Linked DNA regions of Homo sapiens: region 2 is linked to region 1. A link is a loop called in an ENCODE intact Hi-C map of the cell type or tissue named here. Cell type or tissue: Caco-2. All regions are shown on one strand.

What was found. Peaks named below come from ENCODE experiments on the same cell type or tissue, not always from the same donor. Only the 100,000 strongest peaks of a DNase experiment are listed, where the experiment ranks them.
Region 2: a loop joins it to region 1, with 2.6 times the contacts of the local background. A loop is called at or near these places in 5 of 110 quality-filtered maps.

The regions. Positions count from the first base shown.
Region 1 is chr12:79,986,895-79,994,894 of GRCh38, reverse strand. It overlaps the pseudogene SNRPGP20. Among named protein-coding and RNA genes, the nearest start is that of PPP1R12A-AS1, 56 kb to the right of the region's middle. In Caco-2, no CTCF peak of the experiment used is centred here; a DNase peak (open chromatin) is centred at 4,104.
Region 2 is chr12:79,883,052-79,891,051 of GRCh38, reverse strand. The region is part of intron 1 of PPP1R12A (protein phosphatase 1 regulatory subunit 12A); the gene reads left to right. Among named protein-coding and RNA genes, the nearest start is that of PPP1R12A, 48 kb to the left of the region's middle. In Caco-2, a CTCF peak has its summit at 3,921; no DNase peak of the experiment used is centred here.

The DNA.
Region 1 (8,000 bases):
TCTCTTTAAATGACACTGTTATGTCAAGAAAGCCATTTTTCTCCCCCACCTCCTTCCTTTTTTCTTTTCCTCCTGCTTCTCCTTCCTAGATCCGTATCTAACAAACAGTTAAAACGTATCTGATTTGTGCCAGGAACTTTCAAATACTATCCCACTGAAGCCATATAGCAATTACATGAGGCAGAAATGATTATCCCCAATCTACAGATGAGGAAATTGAGACTTAGAGCTTACTGAATAGCTCAAGATCACATCAGTAAGTTATACAACTACAATCCGATTCCAATTGTATTTCCCCACTACACCATGGTAGTGGCTTGTTAAAAACTTCCAGGGAGCCCTACATCTCTGTTCCAGCCTAAAACAGGTGATGTGTGTGATGAAGTAGCTTTCTGTGGGAGTGTCAAACATTGCAATCCAATAGATCAAGAAATGACAAAGTGTAGCAGGTGTGAAGAGTAATTGTAGACCATATGGCAGGTACTGCTTGCTGTCATTCAATATGGATGCATTCCTTCTTCCTTAGTACCAGAACCTCTGATTTAGCTGGGCACAAAGCTGACCAACTCATTTGCACCTATACAGGACCAGTATAAGCAGAATTTTTCTGTACATCATATATAATAGAAAGTATTCTTAAGGGAAAGAGGCATGATCTCCTATTTATGAAAGTTGGAATGTAAACATGATTTTGGAACATGTTATGGGTTAAATTGTTACAACCTCCTCCTTCCCCACAAAAAAAGCTGAAATCGTAATCCCCAGTACCTGTGAATGTTACCTTATTTGAAAACAGGTCTTTATAGGTTTAACCAAGTTAAGAATAGGTCATTATATTTCCAGAAGAAGAAATATAAGAAGAGGAAAATTGAAACACACAGGGAGAATGCCATGTGAAGACACAAAGACAGGCACAGAGGGCAGATGATGTGGAGAGACACAGACAGAACAAAGTCATGTGATGACAGAGACAGAAATAAAAGCAATGGATCTGCCAGCCAAGGAAATCAAGGAATGCCAGCAAAGAGCATAAGCTAGAAGAGGCAAAGTAGCAGCATCTCCCACATTCTTCAGAGAAAACCTTGGTGATGGCAAGGCCTTACTGAGAGGTGACACTGTGCTGGCAGCCCTCCCTCGCTCTCGGTGCCTCCTCGGCCTCAGCGCCCATTCTGGCTGTGCTTGAGGAGTCCTTCAGCCCGCCACTGCACCGTGGGAGCCCTTCTCTGGGCTGGCAGAGGCCGGAGCCGGCTCCCTGGACTTGCAGGCAGGTGTGGAAGGAGAAGCACAGGCGGGAACCCGGGCGGGAACCAGGACTGCAGCGGTGCTTGCGGGCCAGCTAGAGTTCCGGGTGGGCGTGGGCTTGGCGGGCCCAGCACTCGGAGCGGCCGGCGGGCCCTGCCGGCCCCAGGCAATGAGGGGCTTAGCACCCGGGCCAGCAGCTGCGGAGGGGGCGCCGGGTCCCCCAGCAGTACTGGCCCACCGGCGCTGCACTCAATTTCTCGCTGGGCCTTAGCTGCCTCCCGGCGGGGAACGGCTCTGTACCTGCAGCCCTGCCTGAATCTCCCCCCTCTCCCCGCCGTGGGCTCCTGCGCCGCCTGAGCCTCCCCGACAAGCGCCGCCCCCTGCTCCACGGCATCCGGTGCCATCGACCACCCAAGGGCTGAGGAGTGTGGCCGCATGGTGCGGGACTGGCAGGCAGCTCCCCACCTGTGACCCCTGTGCAGGATCCACTGGGTGAAGCCAGCTGGGCTCCTGAGTCTAGTGGGGACTTGGAGAACCTTTATGTCTAGCTAGGGGATTGTAAATACACCAATCAGCACCCTGTCAAAACGGACAAATCCGCTCTCTGTAAAACAGACCAATGAGCTCTCTGTAAAATGGGCCAATCAGCAGGATGGGGGGGGGGGGGCGGTGCCAGATGAGAGAATAAAAGCAGGCTGCTGGAGCCAGCAGTGGCAACCCTTGGGTCTCCTTCCTCTGGGTGGGAGCTTTGTTCTTTCGCACTTTGCAATAAATCTTGTTGCTGCTTGCTTTCTGGGTCCACCCTGACTTTATGAGCGGTAACACTCACTGCAAAGGTCTGAAGCTTCAGCTTGACTCCTGAAGCCAGGGAGACCACAAACCCACCGGGAAGAAAGAACAACTCCTAGAGGCCCCGCCTTAAGAGCTGTAACGCTCACTGCGAAGGTTTGCAGCTTCACTCCTGAGCCAGGGAGACCATGAACCCACCAGCAGGAAGAAACTCCCAACACACCCGAACATCAGAAGGAACAAACTCCGGACAGGCCGTCTTTAAGAACTGTAACACTCACCGCGAGGGTACGTGGCTTCATTCTTGAAGTCAGTGAGACCAAGAATCCACCAATTCCGGACACATTACCATTGAACTTTCAGCCTCCAGAGCTACGATAACAAATTTCTGTTATTTTAAACCACCTAGCTTGTAGCACTGTATTTATTTAGAGTCAGAGTCTCACTCTGTCACTCAGGCTGGAGTACAGTGGCGTGATCATAGCTCACTGCAGCCTCAGTCTCCCAGGCTCAACTGATCCTCCCACCTCAGCCTCCTGAGTAGCTGGGAGTACAGGTGTGCACCATCATGCCTGGCTAAAGGTATACATATTTAACATATATATTATATAGTATATATTATATATCATTTAATACATAATATATATTACATATAATCATATAGTATATATAAATATATGTTTATATTTTTAAAAAAAATAGAGATGGGTCTCACTATGTTGACCAGATGGGTCTCAAACTCCTGACCTCAAGCAATTCCCCCATCTTGGTGTCCCAAAGTGCTGGGATTACAGGCATGAGCCACCACTCCTGGCCTAAAAATCTTTTTTTGTAGAGATAGGGGTCACCTTAGGTTGCCCAGGCTGGTCTCAAACTCCTGGGTTCAGGTGATCCTCCCGCCTTGGCCTCCCAAAGTGCTGTGATGTGATTACATGTGTGAGCCACTGCACCTGGTCTGTAGGACTTTATTACAGCAGCCCTGAGAAATGAATACAGTGTCCAGTCATCTTGGATTATGAGATGGCTTGCTACAGATGTCAGAACACAAGATACGGGCCTTGGTGACTTCCTGGAATACAGCTCTGGATAAGCTCTCGTCTGGGGAGGTTTACATAATAAAGAAACAAGTTAGAGTCTTGAAGCAAGTGTCATTTAGGGTTTCTATTACTCACAGATAAACCTAATTCTGATACAAGCCATATACCTCTTCTACTAGGTGCTACCAAAGGCTGTGGCACCTAATTCTAGTCTTCATTGACTAGCCTGGTTCTCCACTTATGTGGAAATTGTTGGAAATTTGATAAAGCTAATTATATGTTCTAGCTTTGCCAAGGAAGACAGTAAAATTAAGATAGTTGTTTAGGATTGCTGGAAACTAGAGGCAAATGCCTCCAGGGTTGAAATCATGGGTTATTATGATTAAAAATGATACTTGCATAGCACAATGGATGAAAGCACAGACTGTGATATCAAATACCCCTGGAAACCAATTCCAACTCTATGCCTCACTAGCCATCTAAGTGATTTTGAATAAGTTATTTCACATCTCTACTCCTCAGGTTTCTCATATATAAAATAGATGATAAAAAGGGCATGTTAATGAATTGCTTAATTTATGATGAAAAGCATGAGTGAGATGATGATAATGACCTTATAGACTGAAGAGGGTATTAAAGGAGAAATATACATAAAGTGTTTAAAACAGTTACAGACACATAGTAAGTTTCTGCCTGTCACCAGTAGAGGGTCTTGACTGCAAGTTTTCCAAGTTGTTGGCGTTTTGAACAAAGAACTGGACAAAACGCCCAGCAAAGCAAAGAAAGAATGAAGCAACAAAAGAACAAAAGCAGAGATGTATTGAAAATGAAAGTACGCTCCACAGTGTGGGAGGGGCCCCAACAGCTGCTCAAGGGCCAGGATACAGAATCTTCTTGGGTCCAAATACCCACTAGAAGTTTCCCATTGGCCACTTCATACTCACCTCATGTAAATGAAGTGGTAGCCCGCAATCAGTCTGATTGGTTGCAGAAAGCAGCCAACCAGAGGCTGAAGTGAAATTATAAAGTTCACACTCCTGTGCAAACATTGCTTTTTGCAACCAATCAGAGGCTAAGGTGAGTTACAAAGTTATACCTCTATGCAAACAAAGACTCCGCCCGCAATCAGTCTGACTGGTTGTGGACAGCAACCATTCAGAGGCTGGAGTGAAGTTACAAAGTTGCAAACGAAGACTGGCAGTATGATTTGTTGCCGACAGCCAATTTCCCATCGGCCGCCCAGAAAAGATGGGGGGTTTGCAAAGGGAGTAGCCTCTGGTCCTTTTGTTACTTAGGCATGGAAAGTTAGGGTTTTCCTTTCTTTTTAGTTCTAGGAAGTCGGCAAGAAACAGCCTTAGGTTCCCTGCCTCTAGACCCTGTTCTCCTGCCTCATTCCCACCTAGGGCTTTTGCACATGTATTTCCATTGCCATGGTTGTTCTTTTAACATCATCAGACCCCAGCAAAGACACACTTTGTGTCTGGTTAATTCACATTCACTCTATAATCTCAGCTCAAAGTTCATCCCTTCATAAAACCCTGTCTTGGTCTCCCCTAAAATTCAGCCGCATATCACTTTATGATTTTTTATCATAGCTATTAGTAAAATTTGATCTAGGATAATTATTAGTGTTATTATTTGCTTGATTTCTGTCTTAACTTCTAGGCTAGCACTACTCACAGTGTGGTCTCAAAGCTCACGGGTGCTTGTCTGCGAACTATTTATTACTCATCATCCAGGAGATAAATACAGAAACTAGATTAAGTATTTAGAAACTTGTAAAACAATTTGACATAGTATTCTGAGCTTGTATTTTGTATGTTTGATTTTTTTGTTTGTTTTTCTAAAAACTCATTTTTATAAAAAGCTAGAAAACATGTCTACAATAATTTTTTAAGTTTTTAACTAATCTTTCATTACAGATTGTTCAAGAAGCTTGGTTTAGGCCAAGGATTAGCAAACTCTCTTTGTAAATGGTGAAATAGTAAATGTTTTGGGATTTTCAGGTCACATAGCCTCTGTTGCAACTATGTAACTCTGACTTTGTAGCATAAAAGCAGCCACAGGTAATACACAAAAGAATGAATATGGCTGTGTTTCAATAAAACTTTATAGTCAAAAACAGATGGTGGGCCAGATTTGACCCACGGGGTGTAGTTTGCCAACACCTGTTACAGGCCATAAACTCCTGAGGGCAGATATCTCATTTGTTTTATTCATCATTGTCTTTCAATGCCTATGACATCCCTCACATAATGGGTATTCAATAAATATTTATTAAAAGTTAGTCTAATCTCTAAAAGGGGTGCAGAACTTGCTTGAATTGACATGGAGGTCATATGTCCAAGGCCACCAAGCCATGGATGACCATGAAAAGGATGTTAACTGCCTGGTTAGTAAGATTTTTTTTAAACTATGGATGTTCTAAGGATCAAATACATTCTGGGAAGCAATGATAATCACCAGTTGCTTGAAGAAAGAGGATGTTGGCAATTGGCTGGGTATTAAGGAAGCTGTGAGAGTTTGGGTTGATGATACCACAGGCACATGAGGAAGGCTGCAAATTCTATTTCAAGGCAGCTCTGAGCCTGGTGAGTAGGTAGCACAAGCAAAGCTTACCCTCCTGGAGAGAAAAAATTATGCACAAGAAGTAGTCATTAAAATTAAGTTGTGTCAGACATGCCAAAGGAATACTGTGGTGATCTGATCCCTTTATGAATATTTGATGAATGTGTGGAGATCACAACTAGTGGGCAATGGAACAATATCGGAATGGTGGTAGATAAATGGAAGGAAATATTATCATGTTAGAAACCTCAGAAAAAGTATAAATAATGGCCGAGTTCAGCAGAGAAATCAATTACTCCAAGATGTCCCTTCTCCAAAAGGCCTATTTCACTATGACAAAAAAAAATGTGTATTCTTAATATTAAACATATGGTGAATTTAAAAAAAAAAAAAACTTCAGAGGACCCTGAGATCAAGTCCCAAATCATATGATCTACATATAAGGTTCTTCATCATTTGATTCCAATCTATCTTTCTAGTCACATCATGCCAAGAACCCTTTTCCCAACATAGTATATGTTTCCCAACATAGTATATTTCTAGAACCACACCAGGTCATTCACTGTTTCCCTTAACATGCCCTGCAGTTTCACAGCTTAGTGCCTTTGCTCTAGCTATTCACTGCCCTACAATGCCTTTCTTTTCCTCTCCATCCAGCACATTCTTATCACCCTTTGAGACATAGTTCAAACATCATTTATACTGTTGAAGCCTTCATGACTCACTTATCCAGGAGACAATTTGTCTCTCATTCCACTATGATTTGCCATTACATTATATCCTAATTATTTGTTTGCATGTCTGCCTTTGGGCTGAGACAGAGAGGCCCTTGAAAGCTACTTTTAATATTCTGTTGCTTAATTAAGCAAATTGACAAAAATGCAAATAGCTCGTGATGCCGCGTTTAAAGCAATTATAGCAGTATTTTGTTCTGCATACTATCTTACTGTTTTCCTTCTGCATTGACTCCCTCACAGCTAAATCTATTTTGCTACTTTAGGACCCAGATACAGAAAACATCCCTATGAAAGGCTGATAAGCTTATCTGAAGAAAAAAAGAAAGAAAAATGAAAGAAAGGAAGGAAGGAAAGAAAAAAGAAAAGATGAAAGAAAAAAAAAGAAGTGGGGGGTGCCAAGGTTGTATACCGAAATCCACAAAGAACATTTAGAGAAATTTTCAATGCCATGTGCATTTGGTTAACTTGCATTTAACTTTCCAACACAATGTACTTTCAGTCATCATACTCCAAATTCAATGCATTTCCTTAGGAAGCAAAACAATCTATTTTTTTTCTCTATGGACAGAATGTTTTTGGCAACTGAAACTTGACACATAATAATGTTAGTTAAACCCAATTTCTAGTTCTTTCAAAATAAATTCCCAAATATTGTGTTTACAATAGAGTTAGGATCCCAGAGACTAATAGACCCATCAGGGGACTACGAAGGAACCCAATTGGTTTCTTTTCTTTTTTTTCTTTCTGTTTTCTTTTTTCTCTGTGTTTCCTTCTTTCTTTCATTCATTCCTCCTTCCTTCTTTCTTTCCTTCCTTTTCTTTATCTCTTTCTGCCTTTCCTTCTTTCTTTGTAGTCTCTATGAAATAGTTTAATAGCAAAATTAAAGACAAAATTTAAAAGCTGTTTGAGGTTTCATGGAACGTACTCAAAAGTTGTTAGCACCAAAATGAAACAAGTTGGATGTTGCATTTAAATATACATCATTCTGAACTTGAACTTTTGACATTTTATTTCATAATAAATTTTGAAGAAGTAGACTCATTATTCTCAAGTTTTTCTCATTTAAAACAGATATCAAGGTACAAGTTTTCATTTGGTAAATCAATCTGACCCCTCAAACAAAGTGAAATCTGATACTAATTTTCAAATGGCCATGCTTATTCAACTATTTTCTGAACAAGATGCCCTGTTAGACATGGGGAAAGACAATAAAAAGTTAGTCTTACATGTCTTGAGACTCTACTAGCTATGTTCCAGTCAGCAGCAGGAAAAAACGAGGGAGTAAGGGTTGGCCTCTAGTAAGAGACTCATCTACAGAAGTGGGGCAGACATTCAGATTCAACTCAGCTACAGAGATGTCCCAGTGAGTTGGCAATAGTGAGTATCTGGAACATTGCAACAATTTGGGGTAGCATAGGAAAGTAGTTCCTCAGGTGGTCTTTACAAGGAAATAAGTCACAGATGGGGTCTTGCTGTTGCCTAGGCTGGTCTCAAACTCCTGGCCTCAAGCGATTCTCCCACCTTGACTTCCCAAAGTGCTGGGATTACAGGCATAAGCCACTGCACCTAGCCTGGAACACTCTTAATCATGAGATGCCTAGTGACTATAGATCAGTTTCCCAAGAGT
Region 2 (8,000 bases), 100 kb after region 1:
TTTCTTTCCATGTCATGACATGACAAAAAAAATTTCCCTTCTCTTCCAAAACCTTTCCCCTTTTTCTCAATTGGAGAGAGAGAGAAAGAGAGAGAGAGAGTGAGTGAATGTGTGTGTGTGTGTGTGTGTGTGTGTGTGTGTGTGTGGGTGGGTGTGGGTGGGTGGTGTGTGTGTATTCTTGAGGTTTCTGAAGTTACCTATGTATACTGGAGTAAGGAGAATTTGAGATTAGAGAGTTAATATTAGAAATTTATCTATGTGTATGCTTATGTCTGATGGCCTATGAGTTTATTGCAGGCAAGGTTTGGCTCTCTTTTAAAACGGTTTTGAGCTAGGCCTCCATGCTTTATGTTAAAAAGTAAGTTGTTCAATTAATGTTGATTGTCCGTAACTAACCATTGTTTAATTAGAAAGCATCTTTTCAGAATCTCTTTATACAAATCCTTTGATATACTTTTGTTAAAAAGGATGCATATTACATATGCTTATTTTAATTAAAAAATGTTAGAAGACTGAAGTAACGGTTCAAATTTGGGTAAATTTTCCTTTACAACTAGAGAGAGTATTTTCTTAAGGATTTCTTTAAGATTTAGAAGATAGGCCTGAAAACATTTCAGTGGATATTTTTGTGTAGGATAATTTTTAACTACATTTCAATTTTGGACTTACTCAATTAGTTGCTTACTGGGGAAGATGAGGAAGTCAGCACTCATCCATTTTAATCTTCATCTCATTTTGTTAGCCATGTTACTATTTCTACCTTATTAGAGTGTATGATATTTAAATCCTTTCTAATTTACTTTGTATGAGTTTTTCAACCGTGCTTATTTTGTTGTTAAATAAGATTTATCATCCACCTTTGATCTCTTATTTTATTCAATGTTATTAAGTAGCCTCAAAATGTAGGGCATTTTCTTTGGTTTTTCAAGTTATGTCCTCTTCCACACTGCTGTCTCTATCTGAAGTTTTACATGCTTATATACTGCTATGGTCTGAATATTTCTGTCATGCCTAAAAATTCATATCTTGGATTCCTTACCCCAAGGTGTGATGGTATTAGAAGATGGGACCTTTGGGAGATGGTTAGGTCATGAGGGCAGAACCCTTTTAAATTGAAATTAGTGCTCTTATAAAAGAGGCCCAAGGGAGCTGCTTGCCCTTCCACCATATGAGGATACGTATATGAGTCAGGACGCAGACCTTCACTGGACATGGAATCTGCCAGTGCCTTGATCTTGGACTTCTGACTCCAAAATTATGAAATAAATGTTTGCTGCTTATAAGTCCCCCAGTTTATGATATTTTAAAAATGACAGCAGCTCAAACAAACCAAGACACATTAACCCCAACCCCACCATTTCTTTTTAATTTTTTCTTCCTGTAGTATGTGTTGTTCATAGTTGCTGAATTAGGTTAGACTACAGAGGGCTGATTTGTATTCAAGGATTGGCAAGAAAAGTTTAGAACCAGTGCAGAATTGTATCAAAATAGCAAGTGAACAGTACAAATGTTGTAAACCAGATAAAGATACAGGGATATGGGAGATATTATTTCCCAGTCAGTGTCTCCCTACCTCATGTGTTGGTGGTCATTGTGGCTCACTTGGCATGAGGAACCCAGTGGGGAGCAGCTCAGAGCCTGGATTTTGTTGTCTTTTCTATCACTAGGCTGGTGGAGAAAGAAGCAAAGTGAGAGCCCATCAGCTTTCTCTTCTGCATGTTACTATGTAGGCCATTCCTTGCTGTGACATTCATTTACTAGGGCTCTATTTCCTACTCCCTTATAGGGCCTTCAGTTGAACTGGACATGTTCTGTCACAATTGCCATAGTGTTTATTCTGTATCTTTTTAGAGATAATCCATATGTGAACAAATACACACACACAAAATATATCACATTGGTCAGAGACTACTCGTGTTTTACATTTGTTCTTTTCACTTTGCAAAATATCCAGGAATTTGTTTCATATTAGTCCATAAATTAGTTCTTTATTGATGGACATTTAAATTGTTTCCAGTTTTACACTTACCAGAACTTAGCAAATAATTCTGTACATGTCATTTTGCACATGTGATTGTATCTGCAGAATAAATTCCTAGAATGAAATTGCACTGTCAAGGGATATGTGCCTTTGAATTTTGATAGATAGAACCAAATTGTTTTGGGGTGTTATTTTACCTTTTGCTGCTGCTGTTTAGTTGTGTAGCCTATTGGTTAGGGGTACAGATGCTGAAGCCAGACTGCTGGGTTAAAATCCTGAATTTTGCCAGTTATCATCTGTTAAATGGTAGTAATAGTTCTCACTTACTGGGTTGTTGTGAAGATTAAATGAATTAGTATATGTAAACTACCTGGAACAGTTCCATGGCACGTATAAAAGTGCTATGTAAGTAAGGGTTAGTGTTTATTTAGGACATGGATTCTGTAAAATGTGGCTTCACTCTGCCATTTTTACTAGGAAGAACTTCTTATAATTCTATTTTCCATTTTCCCCTTGCTTCTATGTAACTGCATTTTATTTCTTTCCCTCCTGCCTCTTCAAGCTACTGCTTCTCAACCCTCTGTTGTTTCCCCTTTCTTAAATACTCATGCCCTCTGGGTTCTGATGTAGCTTTCTCTGATCACTTTTTACACATGCTGCTTGTGCCTTGTTATTTATTCCTCTAGCTTTGGTTACTGTGGGTATCAGTGGTTCACAATCTAATGTATTTTACAAGTTAGATGGGCAACTTCTTTAAAGAGGAAATTTCTGGGCACCACCTTCAGAGATTTTGATTTCTCCTCTCCCCCAAATATTGGTTAAGTACTTTAGTTAAATCCATAGCATTTATCATAGCTCTTTTTGTTGTTGTGTGTTTAGTTACGTGTCTTGTGCTGGACTCTAAGCTGTGTGAATTCAGGTATCTGGTCTGTATACTTCACCATTGTATTCCTACCAGCCAGCATAGTGTCTGGCTGTAGCAGACACTCAGTAAATAATTGTTGAATTATTAATCTGTTCTCTTTATGGCCCACTTGTTTTGCTGAACACTGTTTCATCAAGAAACAATTAGTTAACAACTATGTGTATTAACTATGTTAATGTTTTGTTTTGGAAGACTGTAACAATTTTATGTCCTTACTGTAGAGATGTTTTTGGGAAATAACTCAGTGACTTTAAGAGGTTAATGACTTAAAGTGTTAATTAACGCTTTGGTGTGTAGTCTTCCAGGCTTTTCATTAGACATTGCAACAGCAAGAATTGTGTCATATTATGAGTATTCTTTTGTAACTTGTTTTTTAAGTAAATAGTAAGTAGAAGCTTTTGTTTCCCTGAAACTAAAATTTTCGCATTAGTATATTTATTGAGTGTATTTATTGATTAAACCCCTCTAGCTGAGTTTGTGAACCACATCTGATAAACGATAGAATTCAGCAAGGAAACCTTTCTCTGTATCTGCCTTCCACCCTGTCTCCAGAGTGCAGACAGTAATGAGACCTGCATAACATTTATTTTCTCCAAAAAGTTTTCTTATAACTTATTTCCATTCACATATTGAGTTTTCCTTTATTTCGCTATATCGCTGTTAAATTTCATAGCATTTTTCTACTTACTTGCTTATCTTTTTTTCTTAATTGGGCATCCTGTGGACAAGATTGTTTATTTTAGTTCATCAACAAAAATTTATTGAAATAGCACTGTCAGGAATTATGGAATGTGTAAGGCAGTTTCTATTCTTAAGGAACTATAATCTAGCCAGGAGAAGAGTGGAAATACATAAAATACTAATAAAGTCAGCATGTCTTACACAGTACTTAATACAGTTTTATGTATACATACACACAGTAGGTCATAAATGCCTACTTATTTAAGAAATTAGTATTTTGGTTCACTACATATGTATTATGTATTTGCTGTATGCTAGGCATTGTGCACAAAGGAAACAGGAAAATATGCCCTCTAGTGTTGGTCTTTGTATCTACCAAAATGAATGACTTACTGCATTACGTTATATGTGGTAGGCAGTCAGTAAAAATTATTCATGAAAGAATGACCCTGAAGTTCAATTTATTTTGTATCCCTAATGACTAAACTCCAGAAGAAATTCTGTGCCCTTACTAAGTCCCCAAATAAAAGTGTTGGCTTCTAAAAATCTAGGTTCAATGTACTACTTTATAGATTTTTATCAGTAAAGGAAATAACAGAGCTATGTAACAAGAATAGATAAAGAGCATATTTTAATCTTTGGATATTTGTGGTTTCTAGTTTTTGGCATTCTCATTCAAATATATAGTATTTGTTGAATGAATATTTATACAGTAATTAAATTACTTTTTCTTTAGAAACTTTTGTGGGTTTTTTGTCTTGAATTGTTTTCGTCAGATTTTTTTATATCCTGTATTTGCTATGTCTAGTTCATTCAGTCAACAAATATATATTGTGATCTCTCTTTGTCAGACACTGTTCTTCTATAATTACTCTTAGATACTATATATAAGCCTCAACTTTTGTTTGTCCAAATGAAGAGTTCCCTATGGTCTAGCCATTGTGTATGTTTTGGATTTCTTGTTCTAGTCATCTTGTCATTTGAATCTCATTTGAATATTTAATTATTGTGTGGATAGATTTCTGTTTTTACATCTAGATTTTCACACCTGAGGTAGTAGAAAGGTGAGAAAAGGTCAATTTAAATGCAATGCTGGACTCTTTGTTTTCATAACTAAATATAGACGGCCTCCTAAAATTGTACTTGCTTTTCATTTGCCAGTATTCTAATGCAAGAGCTAGGTTTTTCTTTTTTATTATTTAGTATAGGAGTACTGCTTGGAGTTTTTCTTTGTCTTTCTTGTGTAAACCACACCCATAATTCCTCCTTTGAAATGTCCCACTTCAGTTTTCTTTAAAATAGAACAAAAACATTGCTTGGACAGTATCCAATTCAGTTCCTCTTTAAACATACTGACATTTATGTCGCCCTGAATGCTTGGGGCATGAAATATTTTCTAGTATATACACACAATTTCTGCTTGTACCAGTTGAGCTTGTCGTAAGAGTCATAAAGAATTGTTTCTGTTTGGCTGAATGTGGTGGCTCACACCTGTAATGCCAGCACTTTGGGAGGCCAAAGCAAGAGGATTGCTTGAGGCCAGGAGTTCTAGACCAGCCTGGGCAACATAGTGAGACACTATCTCTAACAAAAAACAAACAAAAAAGGAATTGTTTCTGTGAAGAGGAAATTGACTAAGAGAACTTCTGTATTCAAAGTAATTCAAACTAATTTGCCTATTACCTATCAATAATTAGCTGTTCCTAATGATTAGGCACAAATTGCAAGCATTTCGGGTAATGGACTATAATTTCATTTTCACCTAAATTGTTATAATTACATTTATACAACTCTTTTCTTTTGCTTTGCTCTTCTGAATCATATATAAACTTATGAATGAGTTTGCAGAAAAGTTTGTTTGAAGGATGTTTGTAATCCCTAAGATTTTCTTAGGGCATCTTTTAAAACTTAACCATCCTCTTAGAAACTTTTGGCAGGTGGGACTCTTACCTGCCACCTGCCACCAAAAGTGGCACTAAAAGGAATATTTGACAATTCTTTGCCATTTAACTGTTTCATAATTTATAGTGGGATAAAAATGCATTCTAGAATAATAATATAAAAAGGAGAAAATAATTTAAATGGGGAAGAATTAGCATGGACTATATAAACAATAGTGTTTAACTTTTTGACAGGTACTACTTTATGCGCTGTATATATTCATATATTTCTCATAGTAAACTTTTGAGGTAGTGGGTTCTATTATTATCCTCATTTTCAGGAGGAGACTGTGGCACACAAGATGGGAGTTTACCCAAGAACACCCAACCAGTAAATGGCAGAACTGGATTAATTCCAGACAGTCTGGCTCTAGAGTTTGTACTTTTAACAAAAATAATTTCAAGAAAAGGAATATAACAATGTTAGAATTTATTTCAAATGCTACTTGTTTTGTGATGGCAAGTTTACTCAATTTAATTATGTTTGTTTAAACATACTTGTTCTATTTTAGGAATGAAATTTAATGTTTTTTCAAGCTACACATCTCAAGATCTGTCTTTAAGTCATGGACTCTGTCTGCTTTGAGCATTGTATAAACACCTTGTTAACTCTTTGTTAGCAGGCTTCTCAATTTTTTCCTTATGAACATGTGTGGAACAATAAAAACTAAAGTTTTATGTACTTGAATCAGTTTACAACTCAAGTTGACAAAGCTGCCTGTACGTGGAATTAAATGACAAAACTGTCTTCACACAGCCATTTATTATTGGTAATTGTTCTGCATTTACATTCAAGAAAAACTTGAAGGTAAACCATGTCAGATAAGATTTTGAAAGTGTATTTGAGCCGTTCTGCTTCTTTCCTTATATGGTTCAGTAAACTGACCAAATTTAGTCAGAAATTTAAGTCAGCAAGTCTTGTTTTTCTTAATGTGCTACATGTGTTAGCTTTTGATTCTCCTAGCAACAATATTTTTATGGGCATGCTTTGCCAGTTTCTTGTATGTACTTTATAAATGTTGAGGACAACAGTTTGAACAATTTACACCACTAATTTGAGATTGATATATGATATATATTTTGCGGCAATGCTTTTAGCATTTAATTTATATTAAAATATTTCAAAAACATTTATAAACAAAAGAACAAGCAGATTTAACATTAATTGCTTTTGGTATTGGTATTTTGTTGGTGTTTCTTATGTCGACTTAAAAGTATATACATTTAAAATCAAAATTAGCAGTGTTTCATTTATTGGAGAATAGCTATTTCTGTGTGTTAATGTCTTTCAAAGAGCCAGTGTAATCACCTTCTTCAAATGGAGAAACTTTAAAAATTACCAATTTGTCATGAAAGTCTTTTATCTTAAGTGTCAAAGGATTACTCAAAAGATGGCAGATAAGACCCTATTCTGGATCTTGCTTACCTCACCGTATTTGGCTTTGCGTCTTTATATACCAGACCTGTTTTTCACTTGTTCTTATGTTAAACTCAAATATATGAATCACCTCCAGGAAATATTCCCTGACGACCACCATTCCTTCTTAGTTCTCCTTTTCTCAGCTCTCATAAAAACCAGTGGACGTGTCTGAAATTGTCTTACCATATTCCTTTTGATATAATCATCTATTTTTGTATTTGTCTTCTGTACTAGATGGTGTCTTGAACTTTCTATTTCTAGCTGTTTACTGACTAAGGTATCACAAATGTCTGTTTTCCAAGCACAATATCCTGATCATAATTTAATCTTACCCCTTTCCTTACTGTTTTCAAAATCACTTCTCTACACTCTTTCCCTGAATGATTTCAAGTCCCATTGTTTTATTACCTCAATGCAGATAATTCCCAAATTGACATTTTCTTCCCACATTTATTTTCACAGCTCCAGATCTATATGGTTAGATAGGTGTACAGACACCTATAAATTCAGCATATCCAAAACAAATAAAATTGTCATCTTTCTTTTCCCAGTCTGCTGCTTGAATCTGTGGTGTTTATCTTCATGAATGTCTTCTTCCTGCATCTTAACTCTTCATATCTTTCATTAAACCTTGAACATTTCCTCCTAAGCTTCCTTAATACAGTTTCATGAGTACAGGCATACCTTAGAGATACTGTGGGTTTGGTTCCAGACTACCACAAAAAAGTGAGTCACACAATTTTTTTTGGTTTCTCAGTGCATATAAAAGTTGTGTTTATGCTATACCGTAGTCTATTAAATGTAATGTAGCATTATATCTTTAAAAAATCATAATGCTGTAGTACATACCTTAATTTAAAAATGCTTTATTGCTAAAAACAAATGCTAGTGATTATATGAGCCTTCAGCCAGTCATAGTCTTTTTGCTGGTGGAGGGTTTTTTTTGTTTTGTTTTGTTTGTTTTTGTTTTGACGGAGTCTTGCTCTGTCGCCGAGGCTGGAGTGCAGTGGCACAATCTTGGCTCACTGTAAACTCCACCTCCCAGATTCAAGC